Linked DNA regions of Mus musculus: region 2 is linked to region 1. The links are chromatin loops, found by intact Hi-C in ENCODE. Cell type or tissue: left cerebral cortex. All regions are shown on one strand.

Region 1 (8,000 bases):
CATGCTTGACCCTGAAATGCCATGCGATGTGAGGCCAGAACCCTTCCTCTCAGTTTGTCTCTCTTTACAATAGTCTCTTTGCTTACCTCATGAAGTTTCAAGTGTCAAATGTCATCTTCAAGCTGGTGTTCCAGCTGTCCTCAGGGTATTTATCACTTCCTGCAAGTTTCAGCTCTAATGTCACCTTACACAGAGGCTTTCCCCCGGGCCATGCTAATAAAATGGAGTCCCTAGCCCTTTTATGCTATGTCTTCACTCTGGTCTGTCTTTCTCTCTCGCTCGCTCTCTCTCTCTCTCTCTCTCCCTTCCTTCCTTCCTTCCTTCCTTCCTCCCTCCCTCCCTCCCTCCCTCCCTCCCTCCCTTCCTTCCTTCCTTTCCTCCTTTCTTCCCTTTTTTTCCTTCCCTTCTTGATGTTGATACAAATACAACATCACTTATTTGTATATTTAAAGCCTGTTGGAAACAAGAAGCATTATCTAAGGCTGGAGAGATGGCTCAGCTGTTAAGAGTACTGAATGCTGCTCGTCTGAAGGTCCTAAGTTCAAATTCCAGCAACCACATGGTGGCTCATAACCATCTGTGGTGAGATCTGATGCCCTCTTCTGGTGTGTCTGAAGACAGCTACACTGTACTTAGATATAATGATAAATAAATCTTTGGGCCAGAGTGAGCAGGGCTGGAGCAAGCAGAGGTCCTAAGTTCAATTCCCAGCAAACCACGTGATGGTTCACAACCATCTTACAGCTACAGTGTACTCATATACATAAAATAAATAAATAAATCTTTAACAAAGAGAGAGAGAGAGAGAGAGAGAGAGAGAGAGCGCATTATCTACTACATAAAGCGCATCACACACAGAAAGCTACCAAGCGATGTTTGCTGACTAAAACTATGATCTCATTCAGTCCTGAAAATCCTCACCAATCCTGTTAGAGATCTTCCTACAGATGACAACGTAGGATAAGGTTGCCTTGGAGCTGAGCTGCCCATGCAGGTAGCTTTATCCCGGGTGCAGATCTACTCAGCGGGCTGTGAAGATGAGGGGATCAGATTGGGAAAAGCCTTTCGTGCTCTGCATCAAGACAACAATGGAGAAGGGAAACACAGAAGTGGCAGTGGAGGGAGCCAGGGGAGGGGGAAAGGGGGGAGGGGGAGCCGGAGAGTCACGTGATTTCAGGATGCGCTGACTTTATTTACAGTTAGACATTCTTGTCCATTTCCCGTTCCCTTGTCCCTCAATCATGCGGCCTTTTGGGGCTGACTTGGGTGCCTCCTTGAAAGTTGGCTGATGTCATAGTTTATATTTTGTCAGCACCGAGGTGTCACGTGCTGATAATATTTAAGTCAAGAGTTAGTTAAAAGTCTCCAAACCAACTTTTCTTTGAGATCTGAAATGTGAGAAACCTTCTTGGCTACTTCTACAGCAGCTTGTGAGTTAGCATCAACCCTAAAGAAGCTCATATGTAGTACCAGGGAGCCACTTACTGTGCTTGCGTGATGACGCAAAATGCCACCACTGCCTAATGTACTAGCAAAGTGCTGAGCCCACTAAAGGCCATGTTGTAGTTCCAACTGTAGTTACAGACCGTAAGGGTTCCCAAAGCCCGGGTGAATGGACCTTTAAAACATCCATATTCAAAATAAGACTTCTTTAGAGTTTGTGCTCTGTGACTTCTGACTTTCTGGTTCCCCATACATGGGGGTCATGAGTTTAGAGATATTCCCATGATAGATGCGGTTGGTTAATAGATATTACAATGTACACGGTTTTCACGGTTTAATGAGCTGCTGTTTTCTGTTTCAAAGGGACCCAGCTCTGCACCCTCCACTCCCCCCAAAGCCCTGTTCTCCCATTGCTTCTCCTAAACCATTGGGGCGGACTAATAGGTAAGAGCTTGCCCTTCTGAATGTCTTGCCAGGATGCTGAAGGGAAATGAGAGTACAAAAAAAAAAAATGTGACCAGCTTTGTGGAAAGCATGGCTATTCTTCCCGTGTTCGTTCACTAAAGAGAGGCTCACAGAACTTAAAACTCTATCAATATGCATGTGTAATTACTTTTGCTCTAGATAGCAATGGCTATTATCTGTCTTATGGAACTATACCTTTGAAACAGTTGTGGACAAACAGAACTGGAAGTGTTTATATGAAGGCTTCTTATATATTAGCACTTGATATAGATGCATATATATAGTACACACACACATATATATATATGTATATAATGCCTATTAAAGTGCATATAAGATTATATTACCTTTCTATTTCCTTGTAATTAAGGGTCCCATTGAGAGCTACATATTTTAATAAAAGACATACTCTGCATCACCTCAATTATGCTAGAAATTCCTTTAGGCTGTTACTTGATTTTTTTTTTTAACTAAAGTATTTTTTATTCATTTCAAAACTATCAAAAACTTTAAAGACTATTCCAAATAACTTATCTCTATATCAAGAAAAACACACTTTCTGTTCTACTTTGAACTTCTGGAACTTTATAATTAATGCTTAGAGGCCAAATCAGAAGCTTGGCAGTCTTGCTCAAGTGTGTCTTGAGCCATTTTTCAAGATGGACATCCCATTTTTTTCCCATTGGTATTGAGAGATTGAATCCCAGTGTCTCAGTGGAGCCTGAGATGTCGGATCTGCTTGGACGCCTACTTTTGCTTCTTTTTTATTGTTGCCTCTTGAGGAGGATTTCTGACATCATGGAAGACACAGAACTATTATTATGTAAATACAGAACTATTAGCCATAAGTCACAAGTATAAAAACATTTTTTAAAAAGAGGATGGCCTGCTAGAAAGCCTGACTAAACAACAGGGGTGTGTGGCACTGTGTGTTCATCCTTAGGGGGTAAAACTCCAGAGCCTCTACCCGTAAGATCCCCCGGCTCTCTGAAATTTTGTCCTTAGGATATTGCGTTAATGAGTCGGGGGAAATAGTTTTTCACGGAACTAATTAATGATATGGATTAGGCTTATAACTTTTCATTTCTGCAGCGATTATAATTATCTCATAAGAGCAACCTCTCAGGCTTCCTGTCTTACCTGATTCGTCCTCTCAGTCTTATAGCATTAAGCAATTAAGTCATAATTAGAATAGAGTTTTAAAAAGAAACTGAAATAAGTTGCCCTTGTACCACCTAAGTTCTAAGCTAAAAGCATCGACACTAGAGGGCTGCACATGTTTATGTTCAGAAAAAGCTAAATTCCGCAGGAGTTGGTCAAATCCACGTTTACTATTCTCACTTCCTTCTTCCACTAATGATCCAAAAAAATAAAATTGGGGCAACTTGCCTGTTTTAAAAACTCTGATTGCTTTAATCACAGCATGGTGATTTTAATGAACAGATATGAAAGGGAAGTGTTTTCTATGTAATTAACACATGTCCCCAGGAGAACAAAAAATGGTTGAATATAGCTCGTGAGAATAAGCAAGAATGCATAAGTAGGTCAAACACAGTAGAGGAAAGAGAGAAGTCTCATAAATTCTAACAACCTAGCACTGTACCATTTGCAGCTGCCACTCTAACATGGCCCTTCTTGGTACGGTAGAGATATTTGAAATGTAGACTAATTTCTCTTCTTACCTAAGCAAATGCATTTCTTGGAAGTATTCACATGAAATAAGTCTCTAAGAAAAAAATATTATATTGGTGCCTAACAACAAAAGAATATTCTTGATATTTAAATGTTACATCTTTATCTGATAGAGGTAAGGACAACATGTTTTGATGAATGGAGATAAAATGAACAATGTCTAGGTCAGAAGTGACTAAAATGTACCTTGTGGTTTAAAACACATGAAAAGAAGTTGATATCATAAAATTTGCACCTTGTACATTTTAGATAGACCTTCAAAAGGGGGAATGGATGAATTTTAGACAATACAAAGAACTAAGGTGAAATTTTTTTTGTCAAATAATATAATATATATTCCTGAACATAACTGTCATCTCATACATATAAATTTAACATGGAGGAGTTTCTTACCTAACAGGCATTATTTTTAAAATCTAGGCAGATACATGCAGCTACAGCGGGGGCATGTGGAGAAACAGAACGACATGCTGAAAGAAATATAAGGTACCAACAAGCTCTGTCTGCATGTAGTTAATTGTGTCAATGCTAAAGCACGCTTTGTTGGAGTGCTTTAAAATAATAAATTAGATGCCATCAGTTTTCTTGCCAGCTTTAGCTATAATGAGTAAACTGTTTGTTTGTTTGTTTGTTTGTTTTTGAGACAAGGTTTCACTATGTAGCCTTGGCTGGCCTAGAGCTTGCTATGTATACAGGGCCAGCATCCACCTGCCTCTGCCTCCCGAGTGCTGGTATTAAAATGAGATCCTGTGCCTGCCTAGGTAACACACATTTTTTGTAGGTTCTTGTTCTTTAAATACGTCGCAAGATTTACCATCACAAATGCAGAATTGTCTGAACACAGGGACAACGTGAGATGAAACCCTTGAAGGGGGGAAGCTTGCTGCTGATCTCTGTGTTCCCTGTAATTGCCTTGAGATGTCAGGCACCATCGCTGTAGTAGTTTTGCTTAGTTGAGCTTGGCTTTCCATTGGTTCCCGCTGTAGGCGATACCCAGCCTCTCTTGCAGGGTCAGGACAGGTTCACACAGCCTGCAGATTCATCTGGGGAAGGAAGCATTTCCCAAGTCTCTGCTCTCCCCACCACAGTCCTGATTCACTCCCGTTTTCTACATCCTACTTAGTCTAGCATTCATTATGGATGTGTTTGGCTGTGTTTCTTCTTTATTATTTAGGAAAAACAATAGCTTTCAGAAATACTTTTTAAAGCCCTGCATGGTGGCCCATGCCTGTAACCCCAGCCCTTAGGAGGCAGGAGTAAGAGGATTATTGCAAGTTTGAGGCTATTCTGGTAAACACAGTGAGTTCTAAGGACAGTTGGGGCTACATAGAGAATGCTGAGTATAGGAGAAATAGTCTTCCATAGGGGAAGAGCATTCTAATTGGTTATCCAAATGGTCAGCCTTAAAAGCATACATGCAAGTGACATTATAAATGTTGAGTAGCTTGTGATTAATGTACAATTAACGGGAAAGAAGCTCATGAATCTGAAAAAGAGAGAGAGTGTGTGTGTGGGTAATATGGGATAGTTGGTGGGGAGGGAAATGATGTCATTACATTATGATCTAAAAAAAATAAGTAAGAAATTGCTTTACTGCTGTTGTTACTATTGTCTAGCCTTTAACGGCTGACCCATCTCTCCAGCCCAGAAATGGTTTTGCAAAAAATAAAATAAAAGAAAATAATAAAATAAAAATAAAATCACAACATAGGTATTTTATAATTTCATAATTTCATCAATATAATAAAATTTCTTTTGTGTCATCCCTTTGACTCTCGGAAGGGTCAGAAGTTTGAGGCACTGGTCAGGTGACGCACATACCTTACACTTGGAGGGAGTCTGACTGGCCTGTACTTATAAGTTTTATAAAACTTGTCACCTCTCACATTGTGTTGCATGTGGCATGTGATGTCTCTGCATCTTCTGTGAGAGTTCAGAGGTCTAGGCCACTGTTGGTACTCAGTGATGATGAAGGATGCTCATGCCTGTGTGCACCATGCATGGAGACCTCAGTGATGATGGAGGATGCTCATGCCTGTGTGTACCATGCATGGAGACCTCAGTGATGATGGAGGATGCTCATGCCTGTGTGCACCATGCATGGAGACCTCAGTGGTGATGAAGGATGCTAGTGTCTGTGTGCACCATGCATGGAGACCTCAGTGTGATGAAGGATGCTCATGCCTGTGTGCACCATGCATGGAGACCTCAGTGATGATGGAGGATGCTCATGCCTGTGTGCACCATGCATGGAGACCTCAGTGGTGATGAAGGATGCTAGTGTCTGTGTGCACCATGCATGGAGACCTCAGTGTGATGAAGGATGCTCATGCCTGTGTGCACCATGCATGGAGACCTCAGTGATGATGAAGGATGCTCATGCCTGTGTGCACCATGCATGGAGACCTCAGTGGTGATGAAGGATGCTCATGCCTGTGTGTACCATGCATGGAGACCTCAGTGATGATGGAGGATGCTCATGCCTGTGTGTACCATGCATGAAGACCTCAGTGGTGATGAAGGATGCTCATGCCTGTGTGTACCATGCATGGAGACCTCAGTGGTGATGAAGGATGCTAGTGTCTGTGTGCACCATGCATGAAGACGTCAGTGATGATGGAGGATGCTCATGCCTGTGTGTACCATAGACTCTCCTATCCTTCACCAGAAATTCTAGGAAGCTTAGCCTGGCATTGGAGCTTCACCCACTGACCTGCTTCTCTTTCTGTTCACTGAAGGACTGAGGATCTCGATGACATCATCAGGGTGGCGGCTGCACTTCAGAAAACTGACAAGGGGTGAGGTTCGAGAGTTCCAGGCCTGATTCCTGTTCTTTGTGATCTAAAGCTAGTCAGTGCCTCTGTTATTTCTAAATGTGAGCCCATACCCAGTGCTGTTTGTTGCATATGACTAAGAAGAAAAATGTCCCTGTGTCTCTGTAAGTACCCACTCAGAGTGGCTGGTACTGACATGGATGGATGGCCATCTTCATCCTCCTCTGAGTCTACTCATCCTCGTGACCTCAGATCTCAACCACTCCTCCAGTTCTCATCCCTAGCCTAGATATCCAGTGATTTTTGCCCTTTGCATCCCCATTTCAAATATCCTGGGACCACGTTCACCTTTCTTTCACAGATGAGCTATTTTCTGCTTCTGACCTTCCACACCTGTAGGCTCGACCTTCTAAAATCACTCTTGGTTCTTCCACCCCTTCCCCCCTCCATGTCGTATAGGTGTGTTTAACCTAAAAGTCTAAAGTGTCTCTTGTACATACAAGGCTTATGCCGGTTCACGGCCTCATTGAGTCCGTGGGATAAGAGACTAGCATGCCTATTCTTCTCATTCACTTACACTCCTTTAGCCTCTCGTTCTTCTGCCCATTTACGCCAATGGATGCCACAAAGCTTCCTGGAAATACCTGCCACGGCTCCCACGTGTAAATACATGCTATAGTTACATATGACTATTTGCTAACCTAGACCAAGGACAATTCGGTTCCAGAATCATTTCTGACTTCACCCACATATTTATTCCATATTCCACACCAGCACGGACCTCTTTCTTTCTACAGTTTCTTGACCCGCTTGTTTCTGCCCCTTCCACACAGTGATCTTTACCAGTCTTGGTGCCACCACATCCATCTATCCAAACCCTACCGTTTTTCAAGATCCAGGTCACCGCAAATCCCCTACCCTGTGAAGTCTTCCTTGTGTGATCCAGTGAGTGCCACTCTTCCGGCCTCAGTGATGAGAGCCCAGCTATCTCTACTGCATAATGCCTAGCCACACTTGCCTTTGTTATCTGTATAAACATCGTCGCTTTAACCTCATCCTCACCCCTTTCATCATCAGCAGCAGGGAAGATATTTTGTTTTAGTCACCAGAGAATACTCACACACTAATATAAAGCTTTGTCCAAAGGAGTAATGTGTCAAGATCCTGGATACAAATATTTCATTGTTTTAATCCCAAACCCGAGAAGCTTTCCCCTGTTTAACGTAATTAAACAACGAGAAGAATTTACTGGAGTTCATCTCACTAAAAACCAAAACAAACAAAAAAATAAAAATAAAAATAAAAATAAAAATAAAAATAAAAAAGGCTGGACAAGCCGCAAGCCGCACATACCTTCAATGCCAAGATTTAGGAAGCTCAGAAAGAAGGCCAGCTTGGAGTACAGGGTGAGACCCTCTCTCAACAAATACCATGACTTAACCAGGCAGGAAAACAACTCAGTTTTCTGTGCAGTTAATAGGGACTTTGACTTAGAAGACTAGATAGGATCTACGTGTGTCAAGTCTGATTTTTCTTCCATTTGAGATCCTGTATTTCTTTTTTTTTTTTTCATTATTTTAAAATTTTATTTTATTAGATATTTTCTCTAATTACATTTCAAATGCT
Region 2 (8,000 bases), 88 kb after region 1:
TGCTGCTGAGTTGGGTTTTCATCTCCACACCTGTCTTGAGCTATAGTTAGCTGTCTATGTGCTTTCTTCCCTAGATAAAGTCTCAGAGGAGACAGGGTCTTACTCACCTTTTAAAAATTATATAGTGCTCGGACTTATGCATAATAGACATATAACAAGTATTTATTAAGAGGGTTTTTTGAAAGTATAGCTTGCTAAACAAACAGATCATTATCACTATTACTCTTCCTGTAAGCACCACGGTATGACTTTATAGGGTATAATTACATGGGTGTTTGACATGAGTCTAAGTAGGAGTTCTGAGTGAGGTTAGGATGTGCAACCTAAACACAGAGTATTATTGATGTGTTCATTTCTCTCTGTATTACCCCCTTAGATTAAAACACCACACATTCAACGTAGCAAGAGTTGTTCTAGTTCTATTTGGGTCATATGTGAAGTAATCGATCATCGTGGGTCTGCAAAAGGCCTTCTTATCATCCCGTGTTGCTCCTACAAGATAAATGAAGCATATGCAAATAACTAATTGGGTTCTGATCTTGGTTCCAGATACAATGTGAGAATTTACCTATTCATCTTGTTGTGTTTCAATCTTTCTCTGTCATGTGCTTGCCGCCCCTTGAGGCACCGAGAGAGCACATGAGCACATTCCACTCTCTCCTCTGTGGAGAGCAGGCACTTCCAGTAAGAGGCAGGCTCACAGAAGCACTGGCCTCTGAATCACACTGAAGATACAGGTGGAGATCCTTGATCTCGATTTACATATTAGGTGAATTTTTACGTCTTGGGGTAACTGGATCCACAGTTGTGCATTTCTGCAGGAGAAAGAGGAGAGTCATCGGGCCAGGGGCAAGTGCTCAGAACTGCTGTTGTTTTTATGTCTAGACTTGGGCAGGTAACCTAGCCTGGCTCTTGTGTAAAACTAGGATAACAACAGGCAGGGTGTCTCTAGATTTCTTAAGAGACTTCTTTCTATTCATATGCCCAAGAGGATATTATGGTATGTTTCAGTTAGAGTTCCTACTGATGTGATGAAAACCATGACCGAAGCAACTTGGGGAGGAAGGGTTTATTCGGCACTTCTATATCATTGTTCATCATCAAAGGCAGTCAGGAGCCATGGAGGAGTGCTGCTTATTGGCTATGCTTCCTCTGGTCCACTCAGCCTGCTTTCTTATAGGAACCTGGACCACCAGGGCTGGGCCCTCCCACATCGACTTCTAAGAAGAAGGCTACAGGCTTCTCTGCAGCCCAGTCATACACTGGCATTTTCTCAGTTAATCTTCCTATTTTCCTCAATGACTCTAGCTTGTGTTGAATTGACATAAAGTAGCCGGCACATAGTATTTGTGCAGTTTTGTTGTCAGGAAAGTGATTGAATTGACAGGTGACAGATATAGGTGACTACGTTAATTTTAGGTTTTTAAAAGTAACTTCAGAAACAGTGTGTGATTTTTAAAGCGTAAGGAAAAAGGACTATTGGAAAACATGAATTTCTTGATGCAGTTTTGAGTGTGTGATATATGGATGCTTCCCACAAAGGTTTTAGTGAGACATGCATTTTTATGTCAATAGACTTTGTACATTCTGAAATCACCTCTTCGTTTCATTTAAAATACTAAATTTTAAATACTAAATAAATTGAGACACTACCTATGCACTTGATTTCAGAGAACACAGCTTGAAATTTGCATCAAAATAAAAAAAACTAAGACTGCTTAATTAAAACCTTGACACTACCAACCTCTTCAATTATGTGTTAAGGAGATGGGCACCCTGGGGATACCAACTTAAAATCAGTGTGCATTTTGAGTGCCATTAGCACGCACACATGCACAGCTCTCTGAAGGGAAGAAAAGAGCTTTCACAGGGAAAAAAAAAAACCCTAACATTTCTCTTGAGCAGAAATTATTTTGCTTTTTAAAAGCAAGGAGAGACCATGCCTGCTGCAACCCCAAACAGTGCTTCCTATATTTTCTGGGGCTTAAATGCTCAGGTATGCTTTTTTTTTTTCTTTTTGTAAACAGTCACAAATTTTTACAATAATTGTTACTTAAAAAATAGTTCTACAGTGTAGATCAGAAAGAGCAAATGCAGGAGGGGATGAGTGCTTAGTTCTCTGCTTCTTTAGAGTATATGAATGCTGTAGTAGAAATGACTGCTTCTCTTTACTTGTTAACTCTTGTTGTTTAAACTGTTATGTGCTGATCCCTAATTTCTTTCACTGATGTGGCACTCAGCAGCTCTTTGTTCTCTTTGTGCCTGTCCTCTCCCTTTCTTTGTGTTTCAGGGATACTGCTGCCCGCATCTGCCACTGAGCATGCGGGGAAAATCTTTCAATAGATTCTTCACTTAGGAGTTTCAGCAGTAGTACTCCACTTCTCCAGGTTTTAGTAATAACCAACAGGCCCAAAAAAAGGAAACTTGGAAAGGTGGTGGGAGATACAGGTGGTTGGGGTCAGATGGCCAGCGGGGCTCTGTGTGGAAGGTAACTTCAGGGAAGTTAGCATACACTAACTTCCAGAAGCTCTCTCCAGCCGAGTTAAATTCAGGACACCCACCTTTGCACATACACCCAAGTTTAGAGCTGTAGCTTGCCAAGTGAGAAGACACAAGTGTTTCTGAGCAGCAAGGCACAGGATCAAATTTTAAAAGATTAGAGGCAACATCCTAGCGCTGCCACAGAGATGTGCGGTATGTTTTCATTGACGTCATGTGTACAGTGCCTGAGCGAGGCCCTTCACAAGCTAGTACACCGTCTGAGGATGAAAATCAGCGGTGTGGATTGTTCTCGCACTATAACGGCAGGCTTTCCTTTGTGTTAAACCCACAAAATGCTAAGTCAACATTAACTGAACAAAACGATCGGTTCATCTGCGTAAAAGCATTTTTGTTGAAAAAATAAAAAGCATGGTTTCCAAGAATCCCCCCCCCCAAAAAAAAAAAAAAAACCAAACAAGCAAACCAACAAACAACAAAAAAGCAGGGAATGTTATACCTTTCCTCTTTTCGCTCAGGCACGTGTGACTTTAATAGTGTAAATGATTTAACAGATGGTGCACAATTTTGCTTGTATTTGCAATCACTGATGCCTGTTGTTCACTTGCTCAAAAAGCCAGCGTTTAGAACACAGTGGAGCATGCAGGAGATGCTCAAAGATCTTTTGTCTAATATAAAAGAGCATGAAAACCCAACTCTCCTTTCATGGTGAAAGACTGGTGGGGATAGTTCATATATGGCTATTTTAGATAGACTGAAGTGAACGCCTGACTCTTCAGCAGCTGGCCATCCTCCCTCATAGAGACTGGGATTTCTCACTTTCCCTCCTTATTCTCTCCTATCCCACCATTTTGTTTCTGTGCTACTTAATACTACCCTTAGCCGCATCTTTTCAAACAGACCCAAAGCATCTGTTGTTGCTTTTTTGGGGGGGGGGTGAGCATCATGTTCCCCAGACCTTTTTTCACGAGGTTTCATTAGCAGGTGGCAATACCCTGAAGTCTAAAAGTGCTCTTGTAAGAGGGCTAGCCATTGGCCCTGGGTACGTTTTTCCCCTGCCACAGACACCTGCTACTTCTTTAGATCCCGCCCCTGGCTGTAGTCCTAGAAGTGGGGTTCTCTCGCCCAAAGCGGAAGAAGTGCGAGCGGCGGGAAGTTCAGGCCAGGTCCAATCAGGCACCTGAGGTTAGGTGGTGTGGGTGCAGACGGATGCCCAGGGAGGGTCCCCGCCGCAGGTCCCGCCCCCACGACACATCCATCACCAGAAGCTCCGCCCCTCGCGCCCCGCCCCGTCCCGGGGCCTCGGCTAAAACCCGGAGCCGCTAGAGCAGAGCACGGTGCAGAGCTGCGCGGCTGCTTCTTCCTCGGCCGGAGGCTGGGCCCTGGTGCTGATGCTGGTAGGCTGCGCGAGCTGGGCCCGCGTAGCCTCCTCGCCGCGGCGCTCGGGGCTCCCGCGATGATGGCGGAGCAGGTGAAATGCGCCTCGCCGGTGGCGGCCTCCGGCGCCGGCCCGGGGCCGGTGGTGAACGCCGAGCTGGAGGTGAAGAAGCTGCAGGAGCTGGTGCGCAAGCTGGAGAAGCAGAACGAGCAGCTGCGCAGCCGGGCGGCCAGTGCGGCCGCCGCCCCGCACCTGCTGCTGCTGCAGCCGCCGCCGCCCTCCGCCCCGCCGCCAGCCGGGGCCTGCAGCCCGCTCGCCACGCACAGGGCCCCGGCCAGCACGACCTCCCCGGGCCCGGGGGCGCTGGGCCCCGCGTTCCCGGGCACCTACTGCTTGCCCAGCCCCGCGCCCTCCCTGCTCTGCAGCCTGCAGCCGGCTGACGCGCCCTTCGTCTACTCCAAGCCGGCGGCGGGCTTCTTCGGCGGAGGTGGCAGCCCGGAACCGGGGACCGCAGGGACCCCGCCGGGGGAAGCCGCCACGCCGCCGTTGCCGCCTCCAACGCTGCTGGACGAGGTGGAGCCGCTGGACCTGGAGAGCTTGGCCGCCTGGAGCGAGGAGGACGACTACACCTGGTATAGCCGAGCTCCGCCGCCCCCTCCCCCCGGAGTTGGGAGGCCCAGCACGCGGGGGCGGGGCGTGGGAGGCAGGGGACCCAGAGGCCTAGCAGGTGCCAAGCCCTGAGCAGAAGCTTTGCATGGAGGCAGAAACCTGTTTTAGCATTGTGCCTATTGGTCCGACTGGGGACTGCCATCTGCCCCGTGCTTTGCTCTTTGCTGATTACGGGGTCCCAAGCGCCTCGTTAGCCTTAAATGCACAACTCATGTCATCTTGTCGCTCAGCCCTGCTCTCTTCTCTCTCTCTCTCTCTCTGTGTGTGTGTGTGTGTGTGTGTGTGTGTGTGTGTGTGTGGTGAAGGTGCTTGTCTTCTGCTCTCCTCCACTGCTTACCGTTCTTTCCTTACAAACGAACGCTGCACAGGATTGGTGTGCAGCCCCCCTTTGGTCACATCGGAAGCCGCCTAGTGATGAGCCTCTTCTCAGACATCTGCTATTGCAGTTGAGTTGTGTAGTTATATATGCCATCTCTCTGTATTTTCATAGATAACCTTTCAGATACCGATTTGATTATTAAAGGTGTGCCATCCTGGTACGTCAGAGGCAAAGGTTTTTTTAAGGACTGGAGGGGGCAGATGGAGGCGCTACGTTCTTTTAAAAAAATTGAACTTAAGAGGAATTTTCATTAATTTAGAAATGAAACCACATTGAAGAAAAAGTAGGTAGTTTTATGTTAATTTGACACAGGCTAGAGTCATCAGAGAGGCGGGAACCTCAATAATGCCTCCACAAGATCAGACTGTAGGTAAGCCCGTAGAACATTCTTAATGGTTGATATTGGAGGGCCCAGCCCATTGTGGGTGTTGCCATCCCTAGGCTGGTGGTCCTGAGGTTAAATAAGGAAGCAGGTTGAGCAAGTCCTGGGGTGCAACCCAGTAACTAGCACCCCTCCATGGTCTCTCATTTAGCACTTGCCTCCAGATTCCTGCCTTGTTTGAGTTCTTGTCTTGTATGAGTTCCTGTCCTGACTTCCTTTAATGATGAACTGTGGTGTGGAAGTGTAAGCTAAATAAGTCCTCCCTTGTCGTCTTTCCCCCCCCCCCTCCCCAAGTTGCTGTGTGTGTGGGTCCTGGTGTTTAATCACAGCAATTTTAACCAGAGGATGGCACTATTAGAGACACTTTATTATCTAGTTTTAGAAACTTTTAGGGTTGATTGTAAGGATGGTGGAAACTGGACGTGTCTATTCAATGGACTCTGGTTAGCTGTGTGTTTCTGCTCATGAATGAGTACTTTTTTGAGGAGACAGGTGCCTAAGCCCCTGCTGCTTGCTCATGGAAGGCTTGGCCTTGGAGTATCTTCTGTTAGGAATCGCTTGCTTGGTCGCTAGACATCCTCTAGGCGTGTAGGCATACCCCAGGAGTGGTTAGATAAAGTGGAGTGTGGGTTCATGCAAGGAGGTTGAGCAGTGTTCACATCGGGGTAACAGTAGGATGAAGAGTTGCATCCTTTTGCCTGTTATTTAAGAAAATCAGATTTTTATTTATTATTTTTTTCATTTTGTACTCTTGTTACTGATTGTATAGAAGGGAAATGGGAAGTGGGGAATCTTATTGTTTTGCTATTGGGAACTACAGTCTTCCTTTTGCATCGATACCCTACATGGCACCTACCTGTAAACTTTCATTGCCAGTTGCTCTGATTTTGAAAATTAATAACATAAATCTATAATAGACTTTTTTGTGGGCACATGTATCATCTGCCTTCAGCTTTGATTTTAGGAACTGTACAGGGATCCTATGGTGTGCAAGTCTAACAGCTCAACACTTCCTGGAACTTTAAGCCATTCTTTCTAAACAACACGCTTGGGTGGGGGTACAGCCTAAGTATAGTCCCGCCTGAGTATAGTATTGGAAAATGGTCTTGCAGTGGCTTTTGTGTTTCACTCACGCCTGTCAACCCTATGCTAATTTCAAATCAGTTGAGTTTTTGATTTTTAAATGATGATTTATACAAACAACGGGGAGAAGTTGGTTTCTAATCTGATAGAAATACAAAGGCGCAATCCCTTTAAATATGGCATATTTAAAAATTTAGTATTATTATCATTGCTGTTGTTGTTATTATTTTGTCTTCCTGAGAGAAGGTCTCACACTGTAGCCCAGGCTGGTCCTGAAGTCTGTGTCTTACCTCTTAGCTTTCTGACTGCTGGGATTTCAGGCATGAGCCACCATGATTGGCTTTCAGATTTATTACAGCATTGCTGTTTATCCGGTTAATAATAGCACATATATGCCAAATATAGTTTGTCACAGTTATCCAACTATCCAAGTATATTGTTGTCTATCTTTTAATCTTTTTACTTAAAACATCAAAAAAAGAAAAAAAAAAGCATTGCAATGAGTCTTAAAAAGTGCTATTTAATAGGTCAGCATGTTAGTCCTTACTGTGCTCTGAAGTGACTCTGAATTGAAGGAAGTTTATCTTTACTCATGAGATATGCTGGTCAGTAATAAGAACTGACCCTTCGTTACTTTGAAACTGTTTCTGTGGCTTACAGCACGCTATTTGTAGAATCCCTTCTTTAAACATGGAGGGGAGCCCAGGTGGAAAAACAGAGAGGGTCGTTAATCTTAGTCGGAGGCACCAATGATTTTGAGGTCACCTAATTTACAGAATTAAAAAAAAATTAGATGTTATTTTTGTATGGAAACATTTCACTTGTTTTCTGATGGAAAAGTAGCCAACACCCTTTACTTTAAACATTTGGAAACCACCTGCTAATGTTTTCAGAGCACTCCAGGTACCTGCATGGCTGTAAAGTCTTCATGTCCCCTGCCTGGGGTGCCACAGCAGTGTGCCTTTCCATAGGATAATAGGTTTGCAGCACACCTCAGTCGTTTCTTATGTGCCTTAAGGAACAGCTGGAGTGGGAATATATAGTCTAAGTTAAAATGCCTTGCCAGCGCATGGTGTGCAAACATCTCCAAACACGAGGTTTGCCTCTTAACCTTTTAGCAGTGTTTCCCAGGGGAGAAGGTCTTATTTTGGGTAAGGCTCAATGACACCTCTCATTTTTCTGGATCATGCTTGACGTCAGTCTTGGAGATTATAGTGAAGGGGTGCTTGCCCACCTTGGGCTACAGACTTACACCTATGGTTTCTAACAAAAAGAATTTGTTTTCAGTTTCAGTTTCAGTTTGGTTTTGTTTTTAAGTTAGCTTTGGATACTGTGTCACGGCCAGAGCTCACAGTTTTGTGCTCGACTGTCCTTAACACCTGCTCAGAAGACCACCACCCTTTGTTGAATTTTTTTGCTCTTCGAATGCTGCGTGTTCTGGGCTTGGTTCCATTTGGGGTCTGTAATTTTCCTGTTGCTGTATCTACCTGCATGCTGCAGGTAGTGAGCTGTTTTCATCAGTGTCGCTTGCCAGTTAGTGGGAACTCCAGCTTTGTTGTTGTTGGCTATTGAAGGATCTTTCCATTTCCATGTGAATTTTAGGATCAGTT

The links. Peaks named below come from ENCODE experiments on the same cell type or tissue, not always from the same donor. Only the 100,000 strongest peaks of a DNase experiment are listed, where the experiment ranks them.
Region 2: a loop joins it to region 1, with 3 times the contacts of the local background. A loop is called at or near these places in 6 of 42 quality-filtered maps.

Annotation. Positions count from the first base shown.
Region 1 is chr14:103,558,445-103,566,444 of GRCm38, forward strand. Scel (sciellin) reads left to right here. Exons shown (of 31, transcript NM_022886.2): 9 at 1,807-1,887; 10 at 4,021-4,086; 11 at 6,339-6,398. Among named protein-coding and RNA genes, the nearest start is that of Scel, 49 kb to the left of the region's middle. In left cerebral cortex, CTCF peaks have their summits at 623 (motif pointing left) and 3,170 (motif pointing right); a DNase peak (open chromatin) is centred at 3,230.
Region 2 is chr14:103,646,400-103,654,399 of GRCm38, forward strand. It overlaps Slain1 (SLAIN motif family, member 1), which reads left to right and starts at 3,829. Exons shown (of 7, transcript NM_198014.3): 1 at 3,829-4,509. The coding sequence starts at 3,956. In left cerebral cortex, a CTCF peak has its summit at 4,947; DNase peaks (open chromatin) are centred at 2,515, 3,811, 4,462, 4,907 and 1 more place; H3K4me3 peaks cover 4,673 bases; H3K27ac peaks cover 1,544 bases.